Linked DNA regions of Homo sapiens: region 1 is linked to region 2. A link is an interaction called in ENCODE POLR2A ChIA-PET data of the cell type or tissue named here. Cell type or tissue: MCF 10A. All regions are shown on one strand. Each heading gives the region's core, and the rest is flanking DNA. Links, peaks and the distances in the headings are about the cores only. Region 1 has its middle 13 kb from the start of LINC01243. Region 2 has its middle 170 kb from the start of LINC01243.

Evidence for each region. Peaks named below come from ENCODE experiments on the same cell type or tissue, not always from the same donor. Only the 100,000 strongest peaks of a DNase experiment are listed, where the experiment ranks them.
Region 1: POLR2A ChIA-PET joins it to region 2 with 5 read pairs; 2 of 35 experiments call an interaction of 5 or more read pairs at or near these places.

The regions. Positions count from the first base shown.
Region 1 is chr9:31,392,910-31,395,845 of GRCh38, forward strand. No RefSeq gene overlaps it. Among named protein-coding and RNA genes, the nearest start is that of LINC01243, 13 kb to the left of the region's middle. In MCF 10A, for the core only: no CTCF peak of the experiment used is centred there; a DNase peak (open chromatin) is centred at 1,422.
Region 2 is chr9:31,547,459-31,550,394 of GRCh38, forward strand. No RefSeq gene overlaps it. Among named protein-coding and RNA genes, the nearest start is that of LINC01243, 170 kb to the left of the region's middle. In MCF 10A, for the core only: no CTCF peak of the experiment used is centred there; no DNase peak of the experiment used is centred there.

The DNA of each region.
Region 1 (2,936 bases), core at 166-2,665, 150 kb before region 2:
CTCTTGACATAAAGAGAACAGGGCCTATCCACCGAAAAGGTGTACATCCCAAAAGGTGAGATAAACATAGAGTGACAAAGAAATCCAAAGAAATCTCTAACTCATCTTGCTATATTGTATTCCCTAATCCACAGCACTATTCTAAATATGAAAGCAATAAATGAATAAAAACATACTTAAATTATTAGTAGTTGCTTTGTTATTAAACCCATCAAAGTCATTATTTTATTCTATTAAGGCAATCTATGATTCTACTTGATTATGTATCGATTGCCACACTTTACTTTGGGCTTATAATAGATTTGAAGTCAGTTGCATTAAAATTTAGCCAATGCTTTACCTCTTCAGACTTTTTTGTTAATAAATGTGCTTCTTTTTATATTCATTCATAATGCAATTTATCTGGTTTTACTTCCTCTAATGTTACAGCCCCCTGAGGTTATCTTAGATCCTGAATATCTCAATTCATGTGGCCTTTATCACTCTAGTTTCCTGTCATCTGACAATTTGTTGTGTCATGTAAGCCCTCATTCACAGTAATGATAAAAAATGCTTAACATGTGATGCAACAAGCAATCAAATCCTGCCATATAAAACTAGATTCTTTCCTGTCCATTGTGGTTGACTTCCATTCTTAAAGCAGTTCACTAGATAAGATCATTTAGTCATGTTATAATTCTCTGCAAAACATCTCACAAATAAGTCTCAAATAATTTTTTCACAAGGACTTACTTAGCATTTTTGTCAGATATCTTTCTGAAATCCAAACCTTTTTTTTTTTTTTCAGTATTTCTCTGATATAACAGCCTAGTTGCTGCCATTAAGGACATTAAATCCAGAAAGTGCATATTATTGCAATAAACCTAGCTCTTTGTGAACCTATGTTCACTGTTGGCAGTCACCACTCTCCTCTATATGCAGTAACAATCAATAAGCTTTTCCTGCTATGCATTGATAGTTGACAAATATTTTTAGTTTGCCTTCTACATAATTTTGTGATTGTGATTGGTGCTTCTTGAGACATACTTTTATTACATGTAAGTGGAGAAATCTTCCTTGCTACCTACTCATTTCAGAGGCCCAGTAATATTAACTAGGCTCTTTGTGAGATCTATGGAGAAAGGGCATTGCTCTAACAACTGCTATTGTTGTTACAGCCTCTTAATAATTCATTCCGTTGAAGGGTGCTGTAATTTGGATGTTCCCCAGCTCCTTAAATACCCATAACAGCTGCATAGCCACATCTTCTAATAAACGTGCTAAGAACTTAAAAGCTATCACATGTTTCAAAATCTTTAGTTTACAGCTATTCTACTGATATAGGGCAAAATTATGTCAAGTGGCTCATTTCAGGGGAATCCCAGGAGTCTTCCAAGTAGCTTTATTTAGAAAACCCTTGATGCTAGCAAGTACATTTTCTTGGACTTAGGTCAAATTATTTACAAGAGCATGGCTCTGTTCCAGTTTCAGGGATTATGTGTTACAATTACCACACTGTGAACTCTACTGTAGTTTCTGTATCAGTTAGAGAAGGTGATTTCTCATGAGTTGCAGAAGACCCTGAAAATTAAGGCACTATGGTCTTCATATCTGATGACATGTTTGGTGAGAGTCACTTTTATTATTTTGATATCTACTGTGGTCAACACATTTATTTTTAGATTAATAACAGTTTTTATTACAACATTTGAATATAAATGTTGCTTTTGGCTTTACCTCCTCAGCAAAAAGAAAAGTAAGAAGAAAATAGAATTGTCAATTTCTTAGCACAAAGAGATAAGCTATTTTCAGCAATTGTATACATATGTGTAACTATAAAAGTATCTGATCTAAAATTAGTATTATGATCTATATATATTTAGATTGTACCTCTTTTCTTAATATTACTTATAATAATCTCTTTTCCAACAGTATAAGATATCCTACAAAAGTTGACTTTAATGGTTATGTTATACATTAACATTTTCCTATCTCAAAACTTAACTAAACATTGCCAATGGTTAAATACTTTGGTTGTTGCCCATTTTTCAACACTACAACTACTTTAAAAAGAAAAGTATTAGTACATAAAACATTCTAAGCATGTCTCAATATTTTTGTAAGACAAAACAGAAAAAAGTTACTTTGATAACTATTTTTTAAGTTATTTTTATAAAACTATTAACTCCTGAAAGTGTGCACAATTTTATGTCTTTATTGATAACAGGTAAGTTTTCATATGCTCTAACACCAAAATAGCCATGCTAATTTTAATTATAATTAAGAATTTGCCTCAGTTTGCCTTTTTATTGATTACTGGTGAGATTTAAAATATTTGTAGTTTATTATAAATTTGTATTTCTTCTTTGTGAGTTTTTTTAAACTACTTTTGTTTTAGATTGAAGTTATTTTCTTCTCTTTGCAGATTTTAATTTGTCCTGTACCAAATTACATTTTTTTTCTGCGATTTATAATACCACCCACTACTTCAGAGGCTGAGGCAGAAGGATTTCTTTAGCCCAGAACATCAGGTCTGCAGTGAGCCGTGATTGTGTCACTGCACTCCAGCCTGGGCAACAGAGCGAGACCCTGTGTCTATTTGATAACAAAATAATAATAATAATATCATCATTGTATTTTACGTTTAATATTTTCTCATTCCTAATTGAGTTCAATTTTCATCCATTTTATGAGTTCTAAATTTTGATATCTTGCTCATGCTGTCAGTTGATTTTTTTTTTTTTTTTTTTTTTGAGATGGAGTCTCGCTCTGTCACCCAGTCTGGAGTGCAGTGGCGCGATCTCTGCTCACTGCAAGCTCCGCCTCCCGTGTTCATGCCATTCTCCTGCCTCAGCATCCCGAGTAGCTGGGACTACAGGCGCCCGCTACCACGCCCGGCTAATTTTTTGCATATTTGGTAGACAGGGTTTCACCGTGTTAGCCAGGATGGTCTCGAT
Region 2 (2,936 bases), core at 113-2,612:
AAAAAGAGAAACATGACAATTCAAAAGAAAGAAGAAATTTATAAGAATGAACTAGACTAGAGTATGAGAGGGGAAATGAGATTTATAGCACAACCCATTTGGTTTGGATTTCAATAGGAAAAAGATGTTTTTCATTAGAAAAGGGGGGTAGGTGGTAATGTAATTACATATGTAGGTAAATTTGTTTATTTAGTAGTAGAAATATGAAATAGTTCCTCTGGATTGCATTTATTTTACTAGTAAAATATTTCATCAGCTGATGAAAGAAAGATGTGTTTTTGTTTGAAAAAGTTTGAGAAGTCATGTCAAAAAACTCATATATTAAGGAAAAATGAAGTCTGTGAGAATTGTGAGTAATGATTTCCAAAAAGTGATTACTCAAGACAAATGGCTGCATTTTAATAAAAATCATGAAGTTTGTTGTGTCTTCATTGCCCTAATCCCCTCCAAATCTTCCTTCCTACCCCCACTAGATAACCTTGAAAACTAATCCAAAACTCATCCAAAGTCAGGATGAAAACCAATATTCAAACAGCCACTGCAGTGGGCAGAGTAGATTTAATTCTCCTCCAAAATCTGAGTCCTAGATAATTGTTACTATTTGATTCATTTCACATTTCCCTGGAGAATCTTGTTTGCAAGATTTAACTTTATTTGACCAGACTCAGACCTCACACATTACAGTCTTTTTTCTTCCTTGTGGGATTGGAGGAGGGGTGCTCAGATTAAATTACCTTTGTATGAAGAAAAATCTACCCCTTCTTCATGGCAGGTAACACCCTATACCAAAGTGTGCTGACTTGGTAATGATATGGTAATACCATTCACGAAGGAAGAAAATACAAGAGGAAATATTTGTGTGGCCAAAGTTTTTTAGCTCAGTTCCAAAATACTAAATTTTCTATACCTGTGTGGCCACCAAAGAAAAAGAAAAATCAGGGGAAAACACTATCACAAAACAAAAGAAGGTGGCAGTTTTTGAAATAAAAGAGCCATCTCCATATCTAAAGCTGCAGAGATCAAGTAAGCCAAGAACTGCTGGGCACCTACTTATTTTAGCAATTCAGAGATCACTGACAACCTTGTCAAAATCATTTCCTCCTGATCAGAGGGAGAGCTCATCTTCCATGGTTTGAAGGGTAAAAATGGTGTTCTCATAAAAAGAGTAGTTTTTTTCTTTCAAAAGAGATTATTAGACCCAATGCTTTTATTTTACATGTCGAAGCTGACACTCAAAAGCAAACCTGGGTAGTTTGCTCAAGAGCAAATATCCATGTCAGAGATTCTGATTCCCGTTGCAATGACCCATGAACATTATGCATTCAAGCAATTAGAATTTCATTTAATTAATTATGCTGTATTTAATTGTGTTGACTATTTAAGGTATTCATAGTTACATTAGTTTGTCAGTTCGAACAAAACAAAATGATGAAGTGTAGACATACTTTAATAATACTCTATCCCATATGTTAACACAAACACTTGAACTAACAGCAAAATCATCTCCAGTAGACATTATATGAATTTCATTTACTATAAGGAACAATGTTTCATTTACAATTACAAGTCCATTGCATCAACTGATGTTATATTTAAATATTATAGGAGAGCCAGCCACGGTAACATGAGCCTGTAATCTCAGCTACTTGGGAGGCTGAGGTAGGAGTATCAGGTGAGCCCAGGAGTTCACGTCCAGCCTGGGCAACACAGGGAGACCGTATTTCAAAAAAAAAAAAAACACTAAAAATAAATGGGCGATCACACAACATTTTAAAGTTTTTATTTTTCTTTATATTCCTTAGAGTCATATGAAACCAAAACATCTGTAGATTTATTTATACTTCCTAGATATGAATAAGCCTACTAATGGGACATGGGCTGGTCAAACTTGCAATACGACACTGTGACAAAAGATACTGTCCTGCTTATTTCATAATAGTCTAAATAATAAAGATTCATAATCTTCATATTTTAAATTTTTACCTTATTTTTCCTTTGAAAATAGATCATATGACTTCCACTTTATTATATTAATTTCTTTTAAAAATAATGATATGATAAATGCAGGGGCTAGAATTTTTATAGTTTTGCAAACTATTTGACCTTCTGAGTATGTGTGTACATGTGTGTATGCCTGTGGTTTTTAAAATATATCTTAAGTCCTGATACAACCTCTTATTTAATAGCAATAGCTTTAAACACATGATAGTAGTTGAGGATAAAGAAGTTGCTTCCAAGTAATATATCTACAATTTAAATATCAAATTTATAAATATTATTCAATGTAAATATACCAAAGCAAAGTCTCCTTAGATCTGTTCTTACCCCATCAGTAGGGACTGTTTCTTGGAAAGAATTTGGTAAAACTTACTGTAATACCCCATATGCCTTCACTACAGAAGAGTCTTATCCCTGCAGAATGATACAAAATTTTGAAGCTTTATCCTTCAAAAGAATTAGGTGTGAACATTTAAATGCACTGCTACCATCATTTAAATTTAATATTCAGATCCTAAATGGACAATTATACTTTTGACCAAGTGATTAAATTTCCTTTCAGTTTCTCTTTGATGGAAATTTTATTAACTGTCCTCATAGACTCCAAGTTCTATTCTGTAAAATAACTCAGTATCTTTTCTCAACTACTTTTTTAAAATTCCGGTTAGACAGAAATACATTAAGATATAATTGGGCATTGGAAAATTGGTGCTTTTATTCTAGTTTTTTTGACCTAAAATCAGACATTTAAACCAAATGATTAATATTTAAAATGTGAGAAAGATTGAATCTTTGGAATTAAACTAGATTTTAGGTATATCATTTGCATAATGTTCTTTGCCTAAGTCATTATGAATCATTTTTTAATATATTTGAAAACTTAGAGTGTATAGCACAATTATGAGCACCTGAAACTGTCTCATTGCAAGAGGAAAATA